Linked DNA regions of Homo sapiens: regions 2 and 3 are each linked to region 1. A link is a loop called in an ENCODE intact Hi-C map of the cell type or tissue named here. Cell type or tissue: CD14-positive monocyte. All regions are shown on one strand. Links, peaks and the distances in the headings refer to the core of each region. The heading gives the core; the rest is flanking DNA. Region 1 has its middle 12 kb from the start of CDH23. Region 2 overlaps CDH23 (cadherin related 23). Region 3 overlaps CDH23 (cadherin related 23).

What was found. A loop is a pair of places that touch in the nucleus more often than their neighbours do. Peaks named below come from ENCODE experiments on the same cell type or tissue, not always from the same donor. Only the 100,000 strongest peaks of a DNase experiment are listed, where the experiment ranks them.
Region 2: a loop joins it to region 1, with 2.6 times the contacts of the local background. A loop is called at or near these places in 48 of 110 quality-filtered maps.
Region 3: it touches region 1 in a loop (7-fold over the local background); 101 of 110 quality-filtered maps call a loop at or near these places.

What each region holds. Positions count from the first base shown.
Region 1 is chr10:71,379,803-71,390,884 of GRCh38, reverse strand. It overlaps a transcript of SLC29A3 not described here. Among named protein-coding and RNA genes, the nearest start is that of CDH23, 12 kb to the left of the region's middle. In CD14-positive monocyte, for the core only: CTCF peaks have their summits at 6,279 and 6,484 (motif pointing left); DNase peaks (open chromatin) are centred at 6,474 and 7,904; H3K27ac peaks cover 2,366 bases.
Region 2 is chr10:71,605,742-71,613,741 of GRCh38, reverse strand. All of the region lies in intron 9 of CDH23 (cadherin related 23), which reads right to left. Among named protein-coding and RNA genes, the nearest start is that of CDH23-AS1, 98 kb to the right of the region's middle. RefSeq lists an enhancer at 936-1,450. In CD14-positive monocyte, for the core only: CTCF peaks have their summits at 4,173 and 4,374; DNase peaks (open chromatin) are centred at 121 and 4,371; H3K4me3 peaks cover 603 bases; H3K27ac peaks cover 552 bases.
Region 3 is chr10:71,566,332-71,574,331 of GRCh38, reverse strand. It overlaps CDH23 (cadherin related 23), which reads right to left. Exons shown (of 70, transcript NM_022124.6): 7 at 7,396-7,590; 8 at 3,414-3,542. Among named protein-coding and RNA genes, the nearest start is that of CDH23-AS1, 58 kb to the right of the region's middle. RefSeq lists enhancers at 2,017-2,518, 5,920-6,741. In CD14-positive monocyte, for the core only: CTCF peaks have their summits at 3,952 and 4,151 (motif pointing right); a DNase peak (open chromatin) is centred at 4,141.

The sequences.
Region 1 (11,082 bases), core at 1,519-9,518:
GAGTCTTTCCTCCCCATGAGGGTCGATGATTATTTTTAAAGCACACAAACGCCTCTCCTGTGGGCTCCTCCATAGCAGCTTCCCCATCCCTTCCTGCTCCCCCTTTCATGCCCCCACCCCACAGCTGATAAAGAGCTGTTTGTTGCTTCCTGCCGTCATCGTCCCCAGCCTATGCGCCCTCTCCCGGGGCAGCGCCTGCCACCATAAACCAGACGTGTGCTCCCGAGTTTAGTTTGTGAGCCCTTGGAGCCTGGCACAGCTGTGGCGGCCCAGCTTGGCTTGTGGAGGAGCAGGCTGGAAGGCTGACAATGTGGGCTGAGGCCACCCCTCTGCAGCGTGGAGGCCCCCAGGAAAGCCCCAGGGGCATGAGGTTCCCTGGGCCCAGCCTTGGAAGCTTACCCCTCCCTTTTGTGGCTGAAGAAAAGACGGTCCTTCCCTCACATTCCTGCCCTGCTCGCCACTCCCCTCGCCCATCATTTATTTATAAGGTGTTCAGAGCAAAATGAATGACAAAAAGTTAGAAGCTAATTAAAGCTGGCACAGATTGGCACATGGGGGCATGAATTATGCATTGGTGCAGAATGGCACTTGGTGGCAAGGACTGGCACCAAGTGCCCTGGGCACTGGTAGGAAGTGGGCATGAGCCCCAGCTCTGCCTCGGCCCCCGCCCTGCCTCTCCAAGGCACTCTCCGTCCAGGGCCCTCTGCCTCTCTCTGGGGCAGCTGGCACCTTGTCAGCCACCACCCCTCAGTGGGCAATTCCACTCTGCACAGCCCAGCACATCCTGGCTGTGAGAAGATCAATACCATAACCACAGGCTGGACTCGTCCCACAGAAGTGGTCTCTGGTTCTCCAAGCACATGCCTGTTGCCGCCTCTGCATTCACGAGAAAGGGCAAGCTTCCACAAATATGAGGGCAAGTGGAGAAGGCCCGAGACCCAGCCAGCCGATCGCGACAAAGGCGCATTAGAGCTGGAAGACACTGTTCAAGACCCTGCAGTCCAAACCCCACAGTGTGCTCACACATAGAGGACCTGAGTGAGGCCCAGAGGGGGACAGGTTCTATGCAAAGGCACACAGCAAAAATAATAATAACTATAACAACTATAATAAGGGTAAGATTTATTTAAAGCTCATCTTGTGCTAGCTGCTGTTCCAAGTCTTTGTACGGCTGGTCTCATTCAATCCTCACGTGAGGAAGACACTACAGTTATCCAAACTGACAGGTGAGAAAACTGAGGCAGCACAGAACTGTTAAAGCAGTGTGCCCAAAGTCACAGAGCTAATGAGAGGCAAAGTCCGGATCCAATGAAATCCAAAGAGCCTGACTCTGAGCCCTTTCTCCTGTGGGCAAGGACAGTGGTTCTCACCCTGGCTACACTTCAGAAACTCCTGGAAGATGAGGGGGGCACAAAAATAGAATCAGTGATTCCAATTTTTTTGGTCTTAACATCTGAACATGGCATTCTGAAAGCTCCTCAGATGATTCTAATGTGCAGAAAAAAAAAAAACATTGGTAGGGGGAGGGTTGTGGATTTTAACCCCAAAAGTTATGGATGTGAGTTCTTGCTCTGCCACTACTGACTTAGTGACTTTGAGCCTAGGGCTCAACCTCTGTGGGTCTCAGTTTCCTCAGCTGTATAATGGGGTTTGTGATAACATGGCTCTGGAGTTGGACTGTTGGGATTTGCTTTGAACCCTGGCTCTGCCTCCTGGGCAGATTACCTAACTTTTGTTTCCCTCAGTTTGCTCATCTGTAAAATGGCGACAATACTAGCAGAGCTGTCGTGAGGACTGAGTGACGTGGCAACTATGAAGTGGCACCCGGCATAGTAGGTGCTCATGAAAATGGGAGACTTGGGATTGAGGAACCCTGCCTCTCATGTCCCACAGGGCTGTGGCCAAGATCAAACGAGGCCACGTATAACAGAATGACTGCGTGCACAGCAGGACACAGTGAGAGGCTGTCAATCAGAAGAGACTGGGTCTCCTGGCTGCCTGTCTCTGACTTTCTCTTTCTTTGCATATGGGAGACATGAACACATTATCACCATGAACATTACAGACCACGTAGACAAACCACTGTTCTCAATTTGGTGTATTTCCTTCCAAGGAATGTTCTATGTGCATATGGAAATGTATAGTTTTTGGCTAGGGGCAGGGGTAGGAGAGAAAGATATCTATCATGACACACTTCTGTACTTTTGAATTTTGAACCATATGAATGGCTCAAATATAAAAATAAATACAAAAGGGTATGCTTTAGGCAGAAGGAAAGTGGTCCCAGATGGAAGCTTGGATATTCAGAAAGGAAACAAGAGCAATAGAAAGGGAAATACGGGTAAATACAAATGAATCTTGGCTGTATAAAACAATAAAACTAATGTGTAAAATATATAGGGAGAATTAAAATACGCAATCCAATGGCACATAAGCAGGAAGGGGGTAAATGGAGTTAGAATGCTCTGAGGTCCTCGCCTTGTCCAATAAGCGAGTAGAAATGGGAGTGTCTGGTAAACATGAATAAATCAAGGATGTCTGCTCCATCTCCAGGCTAACCCTAGAAGAGTGGTAATTGGACGTATCACTAACCAGCCAGTTGAGGGAAAATGGAATAATGAAGTGTGTGTGTGTTTGTTTTTAAAATTTTAAGAATTTTTTGTTTTGACAAATACAGCCATACTGCACATACTGTCTATAACTTTTTTTTTTCTCTTAAGATATGTCCTGTAGCTCTTTCCACAATGGTCCCCAGAGGGTCTGCCTCCTTTTTGTCTGCCAGTGTGTATCCCATGGAATGATGGCAACAATCGAGCATTAAACCGAGTGTTGAGCTCTTCCAAACACAGGGCTCTATGTGACAGCGCAGGTCACACATCCACGGAGCCCGCCCTGACTGTAGATGATGGTGCAGGGAGAAGGCAATTCCCATTCTCCTTGTAATGCCCCCAGAAAAGTGTCTTTTTTTTTTTTATGTCCAGAGATCACTTTCTTCTTTTATTGGGAAGCAGACCCAGAGTTAGAGTCTCCACAACCTATAGTCAGGGACAGTAAGCAAAATCTGTTCTCTTTTGTTCTGAACCCCCACACCCCACCCCGACCCATCAGTCCCACACAAGAAAACCTAATGTCCACCAAAAAGAGGGGCAGATTTTGATCATCTGGCCCAGTCCTCCATCCCTGGGCCCTACTGCTGTCAAACTACCCCACAAAAGAACTTGCTGTCATTCTGGTGACAGTCTTCAGAGGACAGGATGCCCATTCGGTGTGGTCTACAAGTCACTTTCTGCCAGATGCAAGCTTTCTTCAGGTGACCTCTTTGAATCGCATGGTGAGAAAGTTATTCCCCTGTCAGTTCTGTCCTAGCGTATACAAACAAGCAAAGGAGAAAGTCTCAATTTGTGCTATTATGTCTTTTAACACTTGATAATCCCTCTTCCTTGAACCAGAAGGAATCAGGCCTTCCGCTCTGCCTCTGGCAGGCAATTATGGCTGTATTTAATAATACTGTTTTGCTATCATTGTATTTATTTCAATAGTTATCTTGTATTTATTGCAAGTAGCATTGTTTTTATTTTTTAAAAAAATCTGGGAGGCCGAGACGGGCTGATCACGAGGTCAGGAGATCGAGACCATCCTGGCTAACACGGTGAAACCCCATCTCTACTAAAAATACAAAAAAAAAAATTAGCCAGGTGTGGTGGCAGGCGCCTGTAGTCCCAGCTACTCAGGAGGCAGAGGTGGGAGAATGGTGTGAACCCAGGAGGCAGAGCTTGCAGTGAGCCAAGATCTCACCAATGCACTCCAGCCTGGGCGACAGAGCGAGACTTTGTCTAAAAAACAAACAAACTAAATTATATGATGGTGATAAAAAGTCTTTTAAAATAAATGTATGAGTTTAAAAGTGAGGGATTAAAATTTAAATTGGGTCACTAACAGTATAGTTGTCACATGAATAGGCCAAAATTGGTAAATATGGTAAGCAAATGATTGAAACTGGGAGGTCTTGGCCTGAAAAATTAAGTCAAACCATCTCTGTATTACTCACATTCAAAAGCCTTCCAAACCCTACAACACCATTCCTGCAAATCAGACCACCATACCTTTCCAGGTACAACCCAACCTCTCTTCTCTAGAAAACCTCTATCTCAGCTGACAAAATACACAGATACATAGAGGGGTGTTTAGTGCAGTGCTCTTTATAATAGGGGTCAAAAAGGGGAAGAAATCTACTTGTCCCTCAAACTGGTTAAACATACCATGCTTTGATCTATCTGTTCTATGGACCATTCTGCTCCTTGACCTCCCTTTCTCCTGGCCTGGGATTATACTGTTGTCTCCCCCACCATTGCCCTCTGCCCACTCCTCCTCTCTGCTGAAATCCGTTCTTCAAATCCCATCAGCTCCCAGAAGCCTTTTCTGCCCACTTCCCAGACCCCCCAGGTCCTTGTCTTCCTCTGGCCCTCAGAACCCTCACTGTCTGGATGACTCTCGCATCTGGGTATAGCATGGAATCTTGAATGATCTTTCCACAGTATGTCTGTCTTGTTTCCAATTAGATCATGAGCTCCCAGAAGGCAGGGACCAAAATGTGTCTGAAAATACATTGGACAGGGCTCAGAAAGTCAGGATTCAGCCCTGACTCTCCCACCATTTGCCTGCATGACCTTGAACAAGGCATCCCCTCCTCTGCCCCAAGCCTTGGTGTCCTCATCTAAACATGAAATGTGAGTTCAAGTTCCCAGGGCCCCGCTTGCTCTGAGCATGTAGGATCATTTCATACTGTTCTGTATCTTCCCATAGAATGATAAAAACTAAGATTTTTACATCTTAAGAGGGTTGCATCCACGATCTCATTTAACCCTCACAACAACTCTATGACAGTAGTGCTATTGTTATCCCCATTTTCACTGATGAGAAAATTGAGGCACAGGGAGGCTGCATCCGTAAAATTAACCTAGGTTACACTGTGGTATAAACAAACCCTGAAGCCTCAGTGGCAATAAAAGTTTACTTCTTGCTCATATATAACACGATGCTGGTGGGGTGGCTTTCCTCTGAGAGTGGCTTGGGGGATCTAGGGTGCTTCTATCTTAGTGCTTTACCATGGAAACACAAGGCCCTTTGGCCACACACAGGTCACTGTGGCAGGGCAAGAAAGGGTAGAGGAATCCACAGTCTCTTACCTGCCTTGGCCTAGAGTGACACATGCCCACGTCACTCCTGTTCCCCCATTTCCCTGGCCAGAGCTAGTGAGTCACATGGCTCTAACCTAGCTTCCAGGAGCCTGTGCTATGTAGTGTTGAGCACTAAGAATCTGCAACACGGGAGCCGCTCGACCGAGGCCACACAGGAAGGCGCAGAGGCAAGGTTTTGCACACAGACGGTGAGAACTGGGGCCTTCCACTTAACTGCTCTTCTATATTGTCTTCCAGGCAGTACCAGGTCTGTAGGGCATGGATAACAGAGCTTGGCGGTGACTGGTAAGGCATGGTGTGATGGATTGCCATTGTGAGGTGGGAAAGACTAAGAAGAGATAGCTGCCAGGCAGATGTGACATCAGGACAGGCAGCCACTGTCCATGGGAATAATCCTGACAGTTCCCGTCTGCTGAGTGCCTGCAATGGGCCAGGCATTTTTTTTTTTTCTTTTTGAGATGGAGTTTCACTCTTATTGCCCAGGCTGGAGTGCAATGGTGCGATCTTGGCTCACTGCAACCTCCACCTCTCAGGTTCAAGCGATTCTCCTGCCTCAGCCTCCCGAGTAGCTGGGATTACAAGCATGTGCCACTACACCTAGCTAATTTTTGTATTTTTAGTGGAGACGGGTTTCTCCATGTTGGCCAGGCTGATCTCGAACTCCCGACCTCAGGTGATCCACCCACCTCGGCCTCCCAAAGTGCTGGGATTACAGGCGTAAGCCACCGCACCCGGCCCTAATTTTTGTATTTTTAGTAGAGACAGAGTTTCACCGTGTTGGCCAGGCTGGTCTCGAACTCCTGACCTCGTGATCCGCCCACCTCAGCCTCCCAAAGTGCTGGGATTACAGGTGTGAGCCACCATGCCCAGCCTGGGCCAGGCATTTTATAAATGTTCCATCTGATCCTCCCAGTACCCTGGAAATAAAACCCACTTCTGCTCTACAGATGAAGAAAGTAGGCATCCAAGAGGCTCAGTAAACTGGCCAAGGTCAAGCAGCTGGATGACCTCAAGTCCTTCTGAGGTTTCTCACCCAGGGCCCTGCAGAGGGCATGACCAGGGAGGAAGGAGTTGAGGTGTGAGTTCCCATCTGGGCCCTGTCAGCCATCTGCTGCCACAGCCACAGCCAGGCATAGGCGGCCAGGGTGAGAGGGGAGCTGTTGTCTAGGGGCATCCTGAAAACGCTGGTGAGAGACCCACTGCCCTGGTCCCACCCCGCCCAGCCACAGGAAAATCCCCTGCAGGCTCCCATTCCCTGGGGGAGTACAGAACTGCAGTGTGGGGCGCCACCTGCAGGCCGAGTGCTGCACGACACCTCTCACCCCTCCCAGCTCTGGGTCACCTCCCCAAGCCCTACTTTGAAGGGAAGGCTAAAGGGCAACTCCTAGAAAAAAGCAGCAGGTTGGTGGTCTCCAGCAAGGCCTGTTCTTTACCATCTGCTCCTCCCCGCTGCTCCCCTATCCTCAGCCATCCAGGGATTCTCCCTAGCCTTGTTTCTATCACAAATATTAATGGATGGCTGGGTGCAGTGGCTCATGCCTGTAGTTCCAGCACTTTGGGAGGCCGAGGCAGGAGGATCACCTGACCCAGGAGGTCAAGGCTGTAGTAAGCCATGTTTGTGTCGCTGCACTTCAGTCTGGGCAACAGAGTGAGATCCTGTCTCTAAAACAAAAATGAAAAACAAATGAAAAAACAAATACGACTTGAAGATTTCCTACGGGCCAGGTACTTTTATGGGCTCATTTTGGAACTGGAAGTCTGGACTGTTGGTTTCAGTCTCTGCCCAGCCACTAGCTGGCTGTGTGACTCTGGGAAAATCACTGCCCATTTCTGGGCCTTGGCTGCCTTCCTTATTATAAAATGCAGGTAACAACTAGAGGCAACATTGTGGGGCCTGGAGTCAGGTAGGCTTGAATTTGAATCCCACCTGTGCCACTTCCTTGCTGTGTCACCCTTTGGGCAACTTAATTAACTTTTGTGTGCCCCATTTAATTCATCTGTAAAATGGGTTGATGGTGCCTATCCAAAGAGTCTTTTTTTTTTTTTTTTTTTTGAGACAGCATCTCACTCTGTCGCCTAGACTGGAGTCCAGTGGCATGATCTCAGCTCACTGCAACCTCTGCCTCACAGGCTCAAATGATTCTCTTGCCTCAGCCTCCCCAGTACCTGGGATTACAGGCGTGCGCCACTACTGCCTGGCTAATTTTTGTATTTTTAGTAGAGACAGGGTTTCACCACTTTGGCCAGGCTGCTCTTGAACTCCTGACCTCAAATGATTCACTCACCTCAGCCTCCCAAAATGTTGGGATTACAGGTGTGAGCCACTGCACCCGGCCCCAAAGAGTCTTATTATCAGATTAAATTATTGCTTACATATGATACAGTATAGGTAATAACGCACGTGAAGTACCCAGCTCAGAGTCTTGCTCCCTTTCCTTAACTCCCTCACATTTTGAAACTTACGGTTCACTTCCCAAGTCCTTCCTACGCTTCTCCCTAGGAAGGGCGGAGATCAGCCTCCTGATGCTGCCACTCTGATGCCAGACCCTGCCTATTCAGGGAATGCCAGGAGCCCTGGTTCCTGGAACAGGACTCCTAACCCAGGCCCAGTCAGTGTATAGAGAGGGCCCTCTATCACCTCCTAGAGTCACCCCCAACTTTATGGTGAGGACTTAACTTCTTTGCTGATTCATTGCTGTTATGATGAATGAGATCCCTCTGCTAGAGTTGCACAGTTACAACCACAGCAGCTGTTCATGGCTGCCCTGATGTTGAAATTCTCAGTAACTAAAAACAGGCGCACTGGGATACAGCCCCATACCAGGTAGGGTGAGAGGAAGGGCTAGCAGGCAGAATCCTTGTAGCTTTAGAAGGTCTCAAGAAGACCTGTAACTCCAGCTGAGACAGAGGCCTAGCTCCTCTGGAGGGCAAAGCTTAGACACGTCTCCTGATGCATCCAAATTGGGATGGGGTGGCTCTAGCTCTTAACGTTTGCAGGCCTTGTGTTTATTCTCTCTGAGCCTCAGTTTCCTCGTCTGTAATATGTGGGGATAATCCCTGGCCTGTTTACTTTCTCTGGTTGTGAGATAAAGAAAAATCTGAAAGTCTTCTATAAACTCTCCAGTCCTGTTGAGATGTAGTTCCACCCATAGCACACTGAATTCCTTTACTTATTTTTTTGAGCACACAGCTGGGCAAGGGGGTAGTTGGCTGGGGTTGTAATGGTGAGTACAATAGGCATCTTTCTTCCCCTCAAACATCTTGAGGGACAAAGGAGAAAAGAATTATCTAGCACCTTCCCAAGGAGCACTACAGCCTCCTTCTCCTTCCCTGCCTCCATTTCCTTCCAGGAAGGACTTCCTAGGTGACTCACATTGTGCCCAGCACATCACACACATATGTCACATCATTTGATCTTTCAGCCAACTGAGGCAGTGCCATCACCCCCATTTTAGAGATCAGAAAACTGAGGCTCAGGAAATGTAACTTTAAGCGGAGGAAGCTGGATTCAAATCCAGATTTTTCTGGGCTCTCCAATGAGAGTTAACCTCTGCACCATACAGGAAACAGATAATAAACAATTACTGAGGGCTTGTTAGGTGTCAAAGGACAGTGCCAGACACTTTCTGGACTTTATTTTACTGAAACCCTACACCGACCATGCCAGTTAGGTATATTAACCCAGTTTTACAGATGAGGAAACTGAGTCTCCAAGAGAATAAGGGAAGCCTCTCATTGCCATGCTGGTTGACGTCTTGGGAGTTGGACAGATTACAGTAATCAGCTAATGGCTGAGCAGTGCTCTGAAGATGAAAAGCCCTTATTGAAAGTGCTAAGCATGATGATTAAGTTGGAAGGTGGAATTAGCTGCACAGTGGGAGCAGGCTGCAGCCAACAGGAGAGGATTAGCGACTACTTGCCTGATTCTGTGGAAGGCAGGTTAGGAGCGAAAAAAACTGAGAAAGGTTTTCAGCTCCATGGTGGTGCTCACATCCAAGAGGATGAGACAGTCTGTGGACCTGCAAGGCAGTGATCACACCCCAGTGTTGAAGGGATCAGACAGCATCCATGGAAAGCAAAGTGGGCTCCCAGCTCCCTTTGCCTTTTCTCCATCCATCCATCCTTCCATCCATTCATCCACCCATCCATCCATCCATCCAACAATTACTCACCAAGGACCTAGTAGGCCTCACGCAAGCTCTCATGAGGCTCCCAACCCAGTGGAGGGAGATACACATTTAACAATAATCACATACCAAAGAATTATTGTTCATTTTTTAGATTTAATAACAGGAGCTTTGCTCTTTTGATTTTATTTTTTAAGACTTAACTTTTTTAGAGTAGTTTTAAGTTCACAGGAAAATTGAGAAGATGGTACAGAGACTGCCCCCACGTTGTGCACAGCCTGCCACAGTATCAACATCCCCCAGCAGAGCAGAGCATTTGATACAGTAGTGAGCCTGCACTGACACACCATCATCACCCCAAGTCCATAGCTCACATTAGGGTTCACTCTTGGTGTTGTACATTCTGTGGGTTTGGATAAATGTATAATGACATGTATTTGTGGTTATGTTTTATACAAGAGCCCTTATTTTTAGCAATACCTACCAAAACATTTACAAATGTGTTGCCTCAAATTAATACTAGGAGGCAGGAGTGAGTAGGGGTAGAGATAAAACAAGATTGACCTCGAGTTGATCATTGTTGAAGCTGGGTGATAGGTATATGGAGTCTGTGATACTGTTCTGTTTTGGGTTTTTCTGGTAAATGTTGGAAACTTTTCATAATAAAGTTTTGTTTAAAAAAACAAATATTGATAAATAATTAGCACTTATAATAAGTGCCACAAAGGAAGAATGAATGGCGTGATGAGAGATTATTGTAGAGGGACCCACTTTAGACTTGGGGGTGGGAGTAGGGGGTCGGTTTGGGACAGGGTGAAGCATTGGGGCATCCTTAAGCCTCGTGATTGCCAAAGTAACCCTTTCTGTCTCCTTCCTCCCAGAAGGGCAGGCTGGCAGTGTCCTGGGGAGAGACCCCTACCTTTTGAGCATCACTAGCAACCTACTGGGAGACCAGGATCCTGGAGAAGTCAAGATCAGCCCCAAAGTCCCTCATCAATTGTGATGGAGGGAACAGAGGGAAGTCCCAATTGCAACCTGCACCCATCGCTGTGCATGCCCATGTTGTGTGTGTACATTATTTACCTACTATGAGCACGGCCTCATTAGAACAACCTCAGGGGAGGGGAGCAGGACTCCCCACTTTACAGATGAGAAAAATAAGGCTCTGAGAGGTAAAAAAGGACTCGCTCAAAGTCAGCAGCAGAGCCAAATACCAAGGTTTATCATCTTGTTAGTGTCTCCCCAACCGCCCCCCGACCTGTTAACACAGCCATCATTCCTACATCGCAGGGAGAAAAATTGTTAACAAGACGGCTGGAACCTCAAGCCACAGGAGCTGTGGGCCCAGAGAAGGCAGGGCCATTCCTCTTAAGTGTAAAAGCCGTGGGGTGAGGGCATGCGGGAAGGGAGTGAGAGCTATAGTTTGCTGGAAATCTGAAGAACCAAATGACCTTGGGCCTCCAAACATGAGACAAAACAGAGTTCAGGGGTAAGCGCTCCTCCCCATCCCTTCTAGTGTCCCTCGGATGCAGATCTGGCTCAATTTCCAGGTATCTGTGAAAGGAAGGGTTCCAGCTCCAGGTTAAGGGGCACATGCTTGGTCACATGCTGTGGGCTGGAGGGTATAGGGATGGACCTTGAGGGAGTATGGGGTAAAGGACCTTAGGCACTGGGAGCCAGGGAGCTCTCAGGCCAGTGTGCCCCACTATTTCAGGCCAGCAGTGTCCACAAAGTGCACTCGGGATTTTTCCAAAGTG
Region 2 (8,000 bases), core at 1-8,000, 220 kb before region 1:
AACTCTAAAGGGATCTGCATGTAGCAGAGGCTCATAGCCTCTCTTGGATTAACTAGGGAAAAAGTCAAGGGTGGGGCAATTTCCTCTTCTAACTTTAGACTTTGGGACAGAAGCTATTCTCAGCCAACCCATGCTGAGTCACCTGCCTGTGCTGGTCAGCAAGGCAGCTTACTTCTACCCAAGTTAGTGGCTAGTGGCCACTCTCACCTGTCCTCCCAGTCCACTGTATGGGCTGGGCAAGGCCAGGCAGAAGCTGCAGACAGTGGGGCCTGTTTAGAACTCAGTCTATCAGTCTATGCCTTCGGAATCTCTAACATGGGGCCAGCCCAGGAGGGGGTGTCACTGTAGCTATCCCCTTGCCTAAGGCTTCCTTTCCCAGCCATGGAGACTCCTAGGTCACTTCCTGCTGGGTTTTGTATGGCTGCGTTTGCATAGTGGGGAGTTGGGGGGACAGGATTGCAAGGAGGCATATAAATGTATGATAGAAGGGAGTTTCTTTAGCTGGGAATTTTGCTGCTAGAGAAACGAGATGTGTGTTTTCATCTGTTCATTCATTCAACAAACAGTTATTGTGCTTCTCTAATGAGCATACAGGCTGGGCGCGGTGGCTCATGCCTGTAATCCCAGCACTTTGGGAGGCGGAGATGGGCAGATCACTTGAAGTCAGGAGTTCAAGACCAGCCTGGCCAACATGGCAAAACCCCATCTCTACTAAAAATACAAAAAACAGCTGGGTGTGGTGGCGCATGCCTGTAATTCCAGCTACTCAGGAGGCTGAGGCATGAGAATCGCTTGAAGCTGGGAGGCGGAGGTTGCAGTGAGCCGAGATCACACCACTGCACTCCAGCCTGGGCGACAGAGCAAGACTGTCTCAAAAACAAATGGCGATACATTTTAATGGGGGCCACAGCACTCAACGTACAGGGTGATCAGTGCTGAGGCTGGGTGAAGCAGAGGCAGTGCAGGGCCCTGTAGGGGCTGAGGTCCTCTGAGCCCCTAAGGCTCAGCTGAAGGGCTGCCCTGAGGCAAGACCTCAGAGCCTCCGGCCTCCCACTCCTGCCCCAACACACTCACAGGCAGGGGTCCCCTCCCCAGCCCCCCCACAGACAGCATCCCAGCATTCCAGATTTTCATATAAATTTACTTTTTTAAATAAAGGAGCCTATCAAATGTTTAGCTAAATGTGATTCAATTTTTATCTTTGTGAGATTTTTCTTATAAATCATTCACAAACCTGAAGCCCCTTGTTGAATGACGTGCTTTCATTTTTGGTTTGAAAAACAGGGTTTTCAACCCTGGAACACTCACTTGTATTTCTTCACTCAGCTCCTATGCCCCGTTCACGTACACACTGCCCACTCCAAACCCGGCATCTGTCCCCAGCACATAAGACACCCCATGCCCCGACCTAGGCAACCTTCTCCAACAAACCTGCAGGCAAGTACCCCCCACACAGTCCACATTCAACCAAACTCAAGACACACATACATACACACACACACACACACACACACTTCTTTTTCACACATCTGTTTGCATGGAGTACACCTTCCCACCTCCTGCCAAGCACGAGTGATTAACTCCCCAGACCAACAGCCAGAAAGAGCTATACCTAGGGAGCCGACAAGGCCACCTGAGAGAGGACTGACTCAGTGAGATGCTCGGTAAGATGTTCTTACTGTCACCATAGCAACACTGGTACTCTCTGGGATGCTGCTAGGCTTGGGTAGGGGCAGGAGATGAGCCCTGCCTCCAAAGCTGGAAAGGCCAAGGGCACGTCTCATTCAAAGATTCATTGGTTTTTTTAATTCACTCATTCCTTCAAGTTCATATTGAGCACCTACTATGCGCAAGGTGTTGGAGAATCGGTAAAGAAAAGCAGGCAAGGTTGATGCCTTCAGTCTCATATGAATTGTCTGTGAAGACAGACATTCATGATAAAACCACACAATTGAAAGTGTAAGTACTCGCTGAGCTAAGGCCCCTGAAGAAAAGCAATTCGGAAAAGAAATGGTTAAGATTACACCCTCTGGAGGCAGACAGCACGGGTTCAAATCATGGGTCTGCTACTTACTGGCTGTGTGAACTTGATCAAGTGACTTATATGTGGGCCTCAGTTGCTTGGTCTGTAAAAGGGGGGCAATAATAGAACCCACCCCAGGCTGTCACTTTAAGGATTAAATAAGTTAATATAGTGCTGGGGACACAGGAAACTCCCAACAAATGTTGGCTGCCTGTGCTTTACCAAGATGGTACCACCATGGTCTCTCCCCACCACCCCAGCAGCCTGTGCCTACAGCTGTTTTCCCAGCAGTGACACTGAGCCAACCCCACACTTTTGCCAGGAGAGCCTCGCCACAGAGAGCTAGTGTTTACAGGCTGCCCTGAACTGAGGCTGAGAACAAAACCCTCAGGCCCACACACAGGGCCCTGAACCCAGAGCTCTGACCTCTGCTCCCCCCTCATTCAGGATGGTGGGTGCGGAGGGGAACTCCACATCCCTGCCTCGCTCCCTTCACTTCTTCCCTCACTTCCACGTCCTCCCCTCCACAGGCGCTGTGGGCTTGGCAGCCACACATGCAAGTTTCTCTGCTCTCCTGGAAACTGATACCTCCGTGTCGGCCTTCTGGTCTCCCAGACATTCTTCATCCAATTCCCATGGGGGGCTGGGGGGCTGGGGGCGCTCACCAGGGAAGCCTTTCATCTGTTCAGCCCCACTTCTGCTGAGCAGAAGGGCAGCTGCTTCCCCTGGGTGGACAGGTGCTGTCCTGAGTTCCAGGGTCGGGGAGTATCTGGTAGGGGAGGGGTTTTGGGGTGGGGTGGTGGCTGCACTTTTACCACCGTAAGGATTCTGGGAACTGGTGATTCAAATTGATCACAAAAGAAAAAAGCAGGTCATTACTGGCCCTGCTGGTTTTCCTGGGGGCAGCCACCTCCTCTAGGAGCTCCAGGAATCAAGACCTTTTCAGATTTGCAAGAGAGAGGCTGGGAGGAATGAATCATGTGTGAAAGGCTGCTGGGCAGGGGTCGGGGGGTGGGGATTGCAGCCTTCATTCTCCTATTTATTAAAAAGTAGCAGCCACTACTTATCAAACACTTACCATGTACCAGGCACTGAGCTAAGCTGTTTGCACAATCACATCACCTATTCGTTGCAACCACCTTATAAGAAGATATCCCATCTTCTGTGTGAGAAAGCAGGCTCAGAGATGCTCAATAACTTGCCTAAGGTCACATGGCTAGCAAGTGGCCAGCTTGGACTTAGATTTACATTTCTTTTTCTCTCCCTGCAAGCATTCGCCTTCCACACATTTGTGCACATTCTGCACCTGGCCCTGTGCTATGGGGCAAGGAAATAGGATGAGGCAAATAAGAGATCATCATCCTTCATAGAGTGGAGTGTCAACAAAGTGGCTTCTTCCTCAAGAGGGAGTCCTAGGGCTGGGCACAGTGGCTCATGCCTGTAATCCCAGCACATTGGGAGGCCGAGGTGGACAGATTACTTGAGGTCAGCATTTCAAGACCAGCATGGCCAACACAGTGAACCTTATCTCTATTAAAAATATAAAAATTAGCCGGGCATGCTGGCAGGTGCCTATAATTCCAGCTACTCGGGAGGCTGAGCAGGAGAATTGTTTGAACCTGGGAGACGGAGGTTGCAGTGAGCCAAGATCATGCCACTGAACTCCAGCCTGGGTGATAGAGTGAGACTCCGTCTCTCTCTCTCTCGTCTCTCTGTCTCTCTCACACACACACACACACACACACACACACACACACACACACACACGGGGGAGTCCTTACACATTCTGGAAAGTTCTAGATAAATTCCTCCATGGTAGAGTTTTACATAGCAGCAGAATGTCCATGTTGCGATGTCTTCCAGGTAGCTGGGGAGGTGGCCTACCATGGGGACTGGTGGGGGAAGGTAAGGCAAGAGACAAGAGCTGTCAGCACAATGGGGCTGGTGACGTTCGTCAGACACTGGGAAAAAGCGCACCAGGCGAGGCTGCTGTTTATGGCACATGTATAATTGGACGAGTATAACCAGGAATATTTAGAAGGTAGTGAAGGAGACAGAGAAGCAATGGCCAGAGAGGTAGATGGGAAACCAGCCTAGTGCCGGGTGCCCAGAGTCAGGGAAGGAGGCAGTCTTGAGAAAGAGACGGTCTGCAGGGTCAGATAGAGCAGAGAGCTCAGGAAGAGGAAGGTCTGGCAAAGGCCACTGACTGGGTCTTCAGATGTCCCCAGAGTCAGACTTTAAGATACTGAGGGACGGTGGGGCAGGGATGTGGGGACAGTGAGCACAGGTCCTGAGGTGCTGCTGCCCAGAGTTTGGTGTAAAAAACAAGGCAAGAGGCTGAGTGGCAGCTAGAGGGCGCCGCAGAGTCAAGCAAAGGACTTCTGCTGTTTTCTAGGTGGTCGGAGGGAGAGGGAGAGGGAGAGGGAGAGAGAAGTGGACTGGGAGGGGCTGCAGCAGGGGGTAGAAGGTCTGATGTTGGGGCGGGGCAGTTCTCTCTCTTCGAGCCATGTGGGGCAGGGGGAGCTTAGGCTTATCCCCCTACCTCTTTCTTCCTCCAGGCTGGAAGGCTACCCCCCTTCACGCCCCCTGCCCCACCTGCAGCATCGCCCCTCCTGCCTGCTGCCAAATCTCATCATTCCCACATCTTGTCCCCTTGTTATCTCACTGGCAGCATCTTGAACCACAGCAGAGCTGGGTCTGGGCGAAAAGCAGTTTAGTGAGTGGCCGATGGTGCGTGCGGGAACACAGGCTGATGACTTTCAATTGCTTTGTCTGCTCCGCTGGGCTAACAGCCCCTGAGTCCTGCCTCTGCTCTTCTGCACTCAGAGTTAAAGGAAAGCCTAAGGCTCCCCACTCGGCCTGGGAACTGCCCTTTCTGAAGGTCCAGTATCACCTGCTATAGGAAGCCCACCCGCATCTCTCGCCTGGAGGCTCTGCCACCTCTGGCTCCTCTGAGCCCTTGAGTGCTGGGCTCAGAACTCACGAGGCAGCTGCCCTGTGCAGTGCGCTTCTTTAATTCTCATGCCTGGAGACCCAGCGTGGCCTTGAGGATAAGGGCTGGGGTCTCATGCTGCAATCTCTGGCAGTCCCCAGAACAGCGCTCATTATATATTTGTTGGATGGCCTGAAGTTTCTCTTCCTCCCTCTGCAGCAATTCCAAAGGGTCAACCAGTATGTAAGAGGCAGCGGCATACTTGGGGCCTAGTCCTGTGTTGGGGCCGCAGGGGAGAGAAGAGAAGAAAAAAGCCATGGCTTATGAGGAGCTCGGGATCTTAGGAGCTGGGCCTAAGCAGCCATCTCTTTAAATGGCAGTGTCTGAATGGAGGCAGGAGGCTGGATGAGATTGACCTGTGCGATCCTGATCTCCACTGTGGCCTCTGACTTGGTCACCTGGCCCTGCCCAGGTCCAGCGTCAGGGACCTTACCCAGGGAAGGGAGCAGAACTGGGATCTGCTTCCATTCCTTCCAATGGTCTCTCTTCTAGTCATGGTCTGTGCCTGGAGTCTATTACGTCAACACCCTGGTGAAGACCGCATACTGAGCATGAACTCGCAGGATGTGAAAAAGACCTAGGTTCCAACAACAGCTCCATCACTTACCAGTTGTGAGACCTCCTGCAAACCACTCATTCCTTTGGGCCAAATTTCCCATCTGTAAAGTGTGGATAACAACTCCTACCTCACCAGGCTGTGTGAGCATCAGGAGTGATCATGTACGTAAGGCACTTATTGTGGTGCCTGACATGTAGCAGGTGGACACTTTGGTTTCTTCTTTCCTGCCATGCCTGTTTTCTTTTATTTTCTTTCCTTTTGTTTTGAGACAGAGTTTTGTTCTATCACCCAGGCTGGAGTGTGGTGGCTTGATCACAGCTCACTGCAGACTTAACCTCTTCAGCTCAAGTGATCCTCCCACCTCAGCCTCCCTAGTAGCTGGGACTGCAGGTGCACACCACTGCGCTCAGCTAATTTTTGTATGTTTTGTAGAGACAGGGTTTCACCATGTTGCCCAGGCTGGTCTTCAACTCCTGGGCCCAAGCAATCCTCTGGCCTCGGCCTCCAAAAGTGCTGGGATTACAGGCGTGAGCCACCACACCTGGCCATACCTGTTTTCGGAATAGTAGACTCAGAGCAAGCTAGTCCCAGCTGTGGCCCCTCTCACCCAGAGTTGTGAGGGGCATGCCCCACAATGGCCAACATAGATTGAGTTCTGACCTTGTGCTGGGCACTGCGCAAAGTGTCTTGTATGCATGTCTTATTCAGTCTCACAAAACCCCTGAGACAGACACACTATCCTCATTTTACAGAGGAAGAAACTGAGGCACAGCGAGGTTAAAAATAACCTGCACTCGATCATCCAGGCAGTGAGAGGTAGAGCAAGGAATTAAACTCAGCTTCCAGGAAGCTAAAGAGTTCATGTCCCATTCAGAGGCCCCTGGCCCTTCCTGTCTTCCCTGCCAGGTGTAGCCCATTAAGCAGCTGTGTGTGGGCAGCCTAAGCCCCCGCCCCTGGGGCAGGCTGGCTTGCAGGCCCATCGCTGTCCAGCGGAGCCATATCATTCTGACTGGTATAGAGTTGTATCACTGTATAATGAAAATTGGGAGTCAGTATGAGATATGGGCCTTGAGCAAGACATCTTATGAATTAAAAATCGTTACTTAGCTGCCTGATGACAAAAGGGGCCTGCATCCTGGATGGCATCTGGGCTGGGCTACATTCAACAGCCCCACGATCAACATATGGCAGCCAGCGGTGTGGGTTACCTCGGCTTTCAACCAGGAGAGGGGACCAGCCTGCCGAGAGTCTGCTGCCGCATAAGGATCCTGGGTCAGTCGGGGTGGGGGAAGACCGCCCCTCCCCAAAGCTTCCCAAGCTGCCTGGAGCCTCTTCCTGCAGGTCTCTTCTGTGTGCATTCAGGCCTCCATTCAAATGTCACTCCTCAGATTCCTCCCCAGTTACCCCCACCTTCCCACCCTCACCCCTGTCACTCTCTCTCCATTATCCTCTTTTATTTCTTTCAAAGCACTTCTACTTTCTGAACCTCTCTTCCATCTGTTTATGTGTTTCTTATTGTCTGTTTCTCCCTACTGGAATGTAAGCCCCAGGAGGGCAGGACTGGTTTCCCCAAGTGCCCAGCAGATGCCTAGCAGGTGATCAATCAATGTTTTCTGAATGGATGAATGGGCCACAGCAGGAATGTCTGAGGGCCACTCTGAGACTGGTCCAAAAGGCTGAGGAGCAGAGTGATACTGGGGTGACTCCTGATGTCACACATCATAAAGACACCACAGCTGCACTAGGGCCCACGAGGAGGGATCAGCCAATTAGTAATTCCAGTTGGGGCTGTAATACCCTCCTGATGCAGCCACAGTGCTATGTTTGTTTGAGCTGAGCCATCTCAGTTAATTAGTTATTACTGTCCAGTCAGGGTAAGACAAACTTCCAGTCCCTCAAGTAGGTGTGAACGGCAGTCCGCTTGTCTTACAGGCATTTTACACCACAACAGTTTTTATCAAGCTCACTTAAACCAACAAATTATAACCTCTCCTAATAAGGCTACAAACTGGACCCTGATTAATTTGCTAATAACTGGCTCCAGTTTATGAAGCATTAACTTGAGTAGCCAAAGATAGTGAAATCTATCATGCCAGTTTGCTAAGGGTCAAGCCACACTCTTCCACCCACAGCAATGCACTGTGCATGGCTCCCTGTAAAATGGAAAGCCTCAGAGAGGCGGCCCCTGGTCCTCTGAGGATGTTTTGATGGGGACCAGAAAGACATCACCAGGGACTATGGCTGAAATAAGAACCTATTTCCTGAAAAACCTTTACACTGCCATGGAGAGAATTTCTTCAAAGGGAATAATCATGAATGTGCCCATAAATGCAGTCACCAGGATGTTCACCATAGTGCTGTTTAGTAAGAAAAACTGGAGGTAACCTAGATGTCCAACAATAGGGGATTCATTAAATAAGTTATGA
Region 3 (8,000 bases), core at 1-8,000, 180 kb before region 1:
GCTGCTCGAGTGAGGAAATTAAAATCTGATGCAATAATCCCAAATAAGAAGGATTTTATTAGGTAATATATACACTTTAGATGAGGCATGCTAACCTGATACGCTGATAGGGGGAGGCATACATGCTGTGAGCCGCAGATAAAGAGGGGGAGTTGGGGAGAGTGGGGAAAGGTCCGGTGGGGGCCCCGGGGCAGCAGAGGCAAGGCTGGGAATGGGGGTGCTGGGGTCCTCTGGCCTGGGAGGCAGAACAGGCCAGGGTGCATCTCAGCCTGGGCCCGGCCTGGGAATGCTGCGTTAAATCAGGGTTCTACACTGTAAAGGGACATGGAGGGCCCAGATCAAGGCACAGAAACCAATTAGCAGCCGGGAAGGATCAGGCTGGCAGTGCAAGGGAATCGGCCTGCAGGAGAGAGGCTCTGCAAGAGGCGAGGGAACCTGAGAACTCCTCAAGTGTGGAGACTGGAGGAAGGGCAGAGATGTGTGGACACGGAGGCAGATTCTGTGGGCCCCAGGGGAGCCGGGCCAGGCTGGAGGGTCTGAAACCCTCAATGCACTGCCTTTTCTGGCTCCCCCAGCCCAGCCATAAGCCAAGCTGTGGGGCTGAAACCTGCACCACCCAGATCGGGGGTCTAGCAGCTCCCTGGGCATGGGCCTTAGTGCCCTTGTGGAGACAAAGGAACAATACTGGTGAGGCAAAGAGACATCAAGATCCTTGCGTCTGAGAGAGGAGAATCACAGCATATGCCAAGAAATGGAGCATCAGGAGACCGGAAGCTAAGGAGGGCAAGGCTCTGGTTTGCTGAGACTGAGGAGTTGTCCTAGCAGGGGCCTGTGGGATCACCTGTAGAGCAGAGGGCATGGCTTAGCATGGGGCCTGCACATGGGACCAGCCGCATCAATGTCTGATGGGTGCATAAAAGGATGAAGTGCAGACCCAATGGATGGACAGCTCAGAAATCTGCAGGTCTGAAATAAAAGCATGCAAACTTAGCATTGCACGATATACTAAAAAGATACTAGAAAAAGACAACCTAGGGGTCTCAGGGGACACTCACACCAAGAACACACCTCTTGCCAACTACAACGACTCTGAAAGGAAGCTGAAGCTGGGAGCCCCAACCCAACCTAGCTACTGTAATTGACTGACCAGGTCACTGCCCAGCGTGGTTTAATGTCCGCTAATTGGCAGCACTTGCTGTGTGTTTTATGTGCATTATCTCCAACCGTTAAAACCCTAAGGAGAGGGAGGCACCACTGCAGGCACAATTATCCCCCTTTCCCAGTGAGGACCTGGTCAGGAGGCCGTTTGATTCAGCCAAAGTGAGTACGGCAGTGCGGGACTCCTCTGAGCTCCTCTGGCTGCCCAGCCACTGCCATGTTCTATACTTCAATCTAGTTGGCCTTGGGCATCTTCCCTGCACTTAGCTCTGGGCATGATGCCCTGGAGACCCAAAGGAAGGATGAGATCATGTCCCAGAGACTCAGGTACCTTGATTACTGGGGGCTCAGAAGTAACCCACATATATAGGTAACATTACAGGCGAGACTATAATTAAGTGGAAAATTACACAGCATAGAGAGAGTTAATTCTACCAGGGTTGAGGGAGAGGAGTTGCTATCTCTGGGACGGATAGGGAAGAAGCCAGGGAAAAAATTATAAGAAAGGTAGAGAGTGAACTGGGAACAAATGGGTGGGTGGACTTTGGGCTGGCGACAAGAGCAGGCACAGGGGCGGAGAGGGTGCAGGATGGTGAGTATGCTGGTCTGCCCAGGGTGAGGGTGCTTGTTCATTTATCCATTCCATTACCATCTCCTGAGCACACACTGTATGTTATGCCCACAGCAGACCCTGTCCCTGCTGAACTGCACGCTTCCAGTCCTTCAGGGGAGCAGAGGTGGGGCAAGTTGTTCAAGAGTGCTGACCACTCAGGAGATGTCCAGGGGCCATGGGCAGATTGTGGGCCCTGCCTCATCTGAAAACAGCACGTCACAGCTGACCTGATGCTGAGAAGGTATCGGCCTGGCAAAGTTGGGCTAGGGGCAGAGAGAAAAGGGGCTAGGAAAGTCATGGGAAATGGGCTGGGCTGTGCTGAGAAGAGACAGCCTTCAGTCTCAAAAGCAGGGGCTCCCACTGCCCACGGAATGCTAAGAAAGAGAAGGCTGGGGAATTGGGGGCATTGATCTGTCCCCCTCTACTCTCAAAGCAGCTTCAAACACTCAACAGTAGCAGGCCGGAAAGGATCCTGCTTCTTAGAGCCTCCCTCCACACCTGTCCCAAGAAGGAAGTGGCCAAATGCCAGCCCCATACACCAGGAGACTGCGGCCTCATGCTGTGAAGGGAGGCCAGTGGCCAGGGCAGCCATGGTCTCCAAATGAGGGGTCAGGCCCAGGAGCACAGCCTGCACCCCAGTCAAGGGAAGCTCACCTGTCACACTCAATTCTGTGAGCCTGTGCAGGGGTGCGGGTGGGGCCCTGAACGCTCACGAGCCTTAGGCGGGTGCCCCACTTTGCTCCCAAAGCTGAGTCCTTCCTTTAAGCACACTGAGTTCTCTCAAAAGAAGGGGCTCATTTTTCTTTCCCCAAACGCTGTTCCCTAAGCTAATGACCAGGGATTGTGACTGCCTAGGGGAGGCGCATTTTTCTAATTTTTCCACCCACAGCCGGTGTTGCATTCAAGTTTGCACAGACGCACGAATGGTTATGAGACTAGAGATGGCTGCCGTTGCCCGTCTGGCCCACAGCTGAGCAAAGCTGCTCCATCCACAGCCTTGCAGAGTGGGCCGAGGCATGTTTTGTCCTCTAAGACACCCATGGGTAGCCGATCTACAGGCTGGTGACCTATGACCTTGCAACACACCAGAAAAATCAGGAGCCTTTCTTGGAAACCTGGACTTAAGAAATCCAAAGACTGGGCATTAGGGAGGGCAGAAGGAGCTGCAAGCTCGCAGGGAAGAGCCGGGGCCAAGAGGACCCTTGAAGAAGGGCAGCTGCCACCCTCTCTGGCAGTGCTCATCAGCAGAGAGGGACAGACTGACACGGCAGAGACACGGCTGAGCCACACTGATGTTCTGTGGAGCCAGACTGAGTCCATTCTTCAGCACAGGCTGAATTTTCCATGGGATCCCCATCCCTCCACATAAGTCTGTCTGAATGGCTCCCCGTTACTTGCCCTGGAAGCCTTTGTTCTTTGCCACACAGAGCCCCTTGGGTAGAGTGAGAGGGTGAGGAGATGGGCGTGGTGTGAAGAGTGGCTGGGGTTTCGCTGTGCCAGAACACTCATCACTGCCACGCACAGGGACTGCGGAGGAGCCAAGGAGGAGCCCAGCCCACTAACAGGGCCCATCCCTAACAGGAGCTCAGAAGGAAGTCCCTCTGAGAAGGGACTTCTGAGAAGGAAGGGCCAGGAGTCTTACCGGAGGAGAATGCTCGTAGATGTTGGTGCTGTAAGGCAGGTTGATGAAGATGGGGTCCATGTCCTGGACATCTGTGATGATGATGGCCAAGTTGGCCAGGGTGGACAGAGGCCTGGTCTTGTCTTGATCCTTAGAGAGCGGAGAGAACACACAGCCTTAGGTTGAGTGATGGTGGGGACACTCACACACATATGTACACACACACACAGACCTGCACCGTGCAGCACATAAGTGCAAACACATGCACACGCACACACACACCCATGCTCTTGCACTCCAGCAGGGAAGGGCTTAGTAAAAGGAAGCTTAAGAATTCTAAGAAGCCATGGTGATTTCTGAGCTGTACAGGAAAACACAAACAGCATCCCCAAGGTCCAGAGGAAGGCAGCTTATCCAGTGTTACAAAGCAGGGCTGGGGTACAGCTAGACCTCCAGCCCCTAGTAGCCCAGGCCTGACTTCCTTGGACATCCGGTGGTGGGATGACCAGCTTGGAGTAGATATGGTGCTGCCCTCAGCTCCTTTGCTGAGTTCAGCTGGAGGTCACCACCCCTCTCTGTGCCCACTTCCTGCCCCCACTCATCCCAGGGCAGCAGAGGATTGACAAAGATGGGGACTCCTCAGAAGAAAGGCCACAGAGGGGATTAATCTGGCACCTGTGTCCCTGCATTCATGAGTCCCTTGCTTTGGGCTGGGGATTTACTGGTTCAGTGACTTTTCCCAATCCAACCAGCAGGGGGAGCTCCAGGGTCTGTGACATCTGGGGGACTCCGAGAAAGACTCCTGAGAGGTCACACAGGCCATCCCCCTGCAGCCAGGCAAGCAATATTTAAACCGTCAGTTGGGAATTTCATTGTATAAAACCTCAACGATGCATCTGTAGTCCCAGCTGCTCAGGAGGCTGAGGTGGGGCAATCACTTGAGCCCAGGAGTTCGAGGCTGTTGTGCACCAAGATTGCACCTGTGAATAGCCACTGCACTCCAGCCTGGACAACATAGCGAGACCCCCATCTCAAAAAAAAAATTTTTTTTTAATGCTTGGCAAGAAAGAAAACTCCAAATCTATCTTCTACTGTTTAAGTAGCCTGCTGCAACTGAATAACAATAGCCAGCAATAATAGTAACTGCAGTGCTTTGTACAGATGACGTGGCAGCCACTCTACCGGGCACTTCACTCGCATCTGTAGTTATGATGAGCCCATTATTCAGATGAGTTAACAGAGACTCAGAGAGGCTGAGTAACTTGTCCACAGTCATACAACTTCTAAGTGTGTAGCCAGAACTCAAACTCAGATCCTTTCACATAAAAATTTGCCACTAACAGTTTTGACTTGGGGCTCTAACATCAGTTCGGTCTCTTAATTTGCTGAGTAACCTCAAATGAGTTCTTTTTCCCCCTGGGAATCTGATGTCCTTTTCTGTGAGATGAAGGGGCTCAAGTGAATGACTTCTAAGGCCCCTCAGGCTCGAACATTCTCTGAGCTAAGATTTGAGGAGCGACTGTCCCCAGGTTAGCTCTCCCTTAGTTTGTCTGGGGTGACTTGAATGAAGCAAGGCATTCCTGGAGTTCCAAGAAGCCTGGTGCCTCCTCCTGGCCTGCAGAGATGGAGCTGCTGTGCCTAGGAGAAGGGAGGGCTGGTTGTCTTTAGGAATCCTCAGGGACAGCCAATGAGAGGGTGGGAGGGCCTTTAGGGATGGGAGTGGGTGCTGCAAGGGAGAGGAAGGTCTGGAAGCAGGAGGTGAGCAGAGAGGTTCTCGGCAGGCAGCCTCCCAGGCTCCAGGACTGGGGCCCACACGGCAGGCTTGGGCACTGCCCATGGGGAGAGCTCCCAGCTAGGGACCTGAATGACCACCAGGCACCCAGGGCTGGAGCGGGGAAGCTCAAAACAAGTCCCCTGACCTCTTGGACAGGGGATGCCAGTGGCTCTGATTTGCCATAACCAGGCTTTTGCAGGCAGCTGGCTTTTGTCTAGCCTGGCACAGGCCCTCTCTGTCCCATACCTGTGACTGCAGTCCTGTTCATGCCACAAATGCCCCTGCCCAGCCCACTCTGGACTCTGTGGTGGGGAAAGGGGAGTGATCCTGTCAGGCTCCCAGCTGTAACTCTGGGGCCCATGGCTCTCAGCAGCTTGTTCCCAGAGGATGCCTCAATTTCCCCATCCTGGTACCAGCTCAGTGGTGGCTGGGAACTGACACTGTTGCCCGCAATGCCAGGCCGAGAATCTCCTTCCTTGGGGAAGTGCTCAGCAGCCAAGGGCACAGCACCAGCCCCGAGAAGGACTCGGTGTCAGCTCCTCCAGAAGCAAGGGAGAAGCCATCTAGAGAGGGACTTCTAGGGCCCCTCCTGTTCTGCTGCTTCCAAGCCTGATTACTGGGAGAGTAACAGCAATTTAACTGTATTCATCATCCCAGCTTGAGCCCAGTCCTCTTGATAGGCCCCGCCACCCAGATTCTTGCCTGTGCCCAGCTCTGGTCTATTCCCCACGGTCCAAAGCCATTTTTATGGTGGGTGGAAATTATCCCACAGCGGGCAAGCATCTGCGTGTTTCTGGGCCCTGGTGTGTGCAAACAGTGCGGTGGAGGGGCAGCGCATGTGTGGGTGCCAGGCTGCATGGAAGGTGCAGGCAAATGTGCACAAAAAGCAAATCCTGGGCTTGCATGTCCCCTTGACCTCTGAGGTCAGTTTTACAAACAGCAGCACACAGCTCCTCCCAGGCAACTAACACTTAAACAGGGGAGAAGGAAAGAACGTGAGTGTCACCTGCAGTGACCTCCCCACAGCCACTGGGCCAGGGCCAAACAAGAAGTTCGCATTTCCTGGGTCTTGAGGCCTCTCTCTGCATCTTGGCCAAGTCTGGGGGCACCCCATCTTTCAAAACTGGATTCTGGACCCAGTCCAGATCCAGAGCCTTGGATCTAGAGCCTGTGACCTACCAAGGAGAGCCCCCCAGCGCTGCCGGCAGGCCCCTTGACAGCTATGTGGGTCAGGAGTGGATGCTGAGTGTCAGGCAGATAGGACCTGGAGGGTTGAGAGGGACTCCCATGTTTTTTTGCTCTTGGCGTAAGCTTTGTCAACAGAATCTAAGGGACAACAGGCCAGCTTACGGCCCTGCTGCCAGCTGATGGCTCCAGCTATGCCCTGAGGCAGCAGCTGGGAGCAAGGAGAGGGGGCGGGTAGGGGGAGGACCCTATTTAGAGTGTGGCTTGCCTGTTCCCCAGGATCTCCCAAACAGCTGGCACAAAGGGCATGCTGCGATGTTCTTGAGACCTGGAGATGTCTAGCCATGGGGCATGGTGGTCAGGGCACTGGACTGAGAGGTGGACAACCTGGTTTGGGTTCTTGCTCCGCCACTACTCATGGGCTGTGTGACCCTCAACAGAGTCAGCCATCAGATGGGATAATTACCCTCTCCTGCCTTCTGCCCTTGACTCACTCATCCTGGAATTCCCAGGGGCCAGCAATGTGCTTGGCACAGAGGGATGATGTGGAATGTCACCACTCTGTGGAGTAGAGGCAGGATGCCTGAACTCCTTTGGGCCCTGCAGGTTGGATGGTGTCAGGACACAGCTGGGTGAACACCTCTGTCCTGTGTCCCAGAGAGCAAGAGGCACTCTGCACTAAGAATGTCTCAAGGAAGTTACCCGAGCAGGCTATGGAGTCGGGCTCCTGGGTGACCATGGAAAGTCACTGAATTGCTCCTGTGCCTCAGTTTTCTCATCTGCAAAGTGGGCATCTTAACAATACTTATGACACGGGGCTGCTTGAGGTTTAAAGTCCCTTTGAGTGCTCAGCACGGTGCCAGGGACACAGCACAAAGCCTCAGTAATGCCAGCCTCATTTCTATCATGACTGTCACCACTATAATTATTATAGATCATCGAGTGTGTGCCACTGGGTCAATGTCCCATTGGAATGCCCCGTCACTCTCTTCCAGGGTGGGAAGAGGCAGCTGGGACGGCCGGGGCCCCAGCATGGAGACTCACTGTGGCGTTGACCGTGAGCTGGTAGGCCTGTGTGGTCTCGTAGTCCAGCTCCCGGATCACTGTGACGATACCGCGGGCGCTGTCAATGGCGAAGAATTGGGAGGGGGGCTGGAAGGAGTAGAGGACGCTGCCCCCTGCCCCCAAGTCGGGGTCTGTGGCATTCACGATGAAGATGGGCGTCCCCACTGGTGTATTCTGGGGATGAGAGCAAAGCAAGTACAAGGGTGAGCCAGTGCGGAGCAGCTGCGCCATCAGGGCTGAGTCCCTCAAAGCCCATTCTCTACATCCTTCAGCCAACCAGACCCGAGGCCTTGTCATTTTCATTCTAGGAGGGGCCCCAAAATTTAAAATGCGGTATCTTTTCTTTTCCTCTTCTTCATTTTTTGATGGCCTCCTGGTGGCTGTAAAGAGCACCAGTTCCAAAGATGATTTGCTTAACCTAGAGTTCTGGATGAGGGGTCTTACGGTCCCCAAACCTGTTTCTTGGTGGTTTCGCTTCCTCTGTCAAATGCTCCTTGGCTGCCCAAGCTGCAGGCTTCCTTTTTGGGGACCAGCCTCAAGCCTCCCTCCTGGCAGCCCTTCACAGACAGACCATGCACTTAACA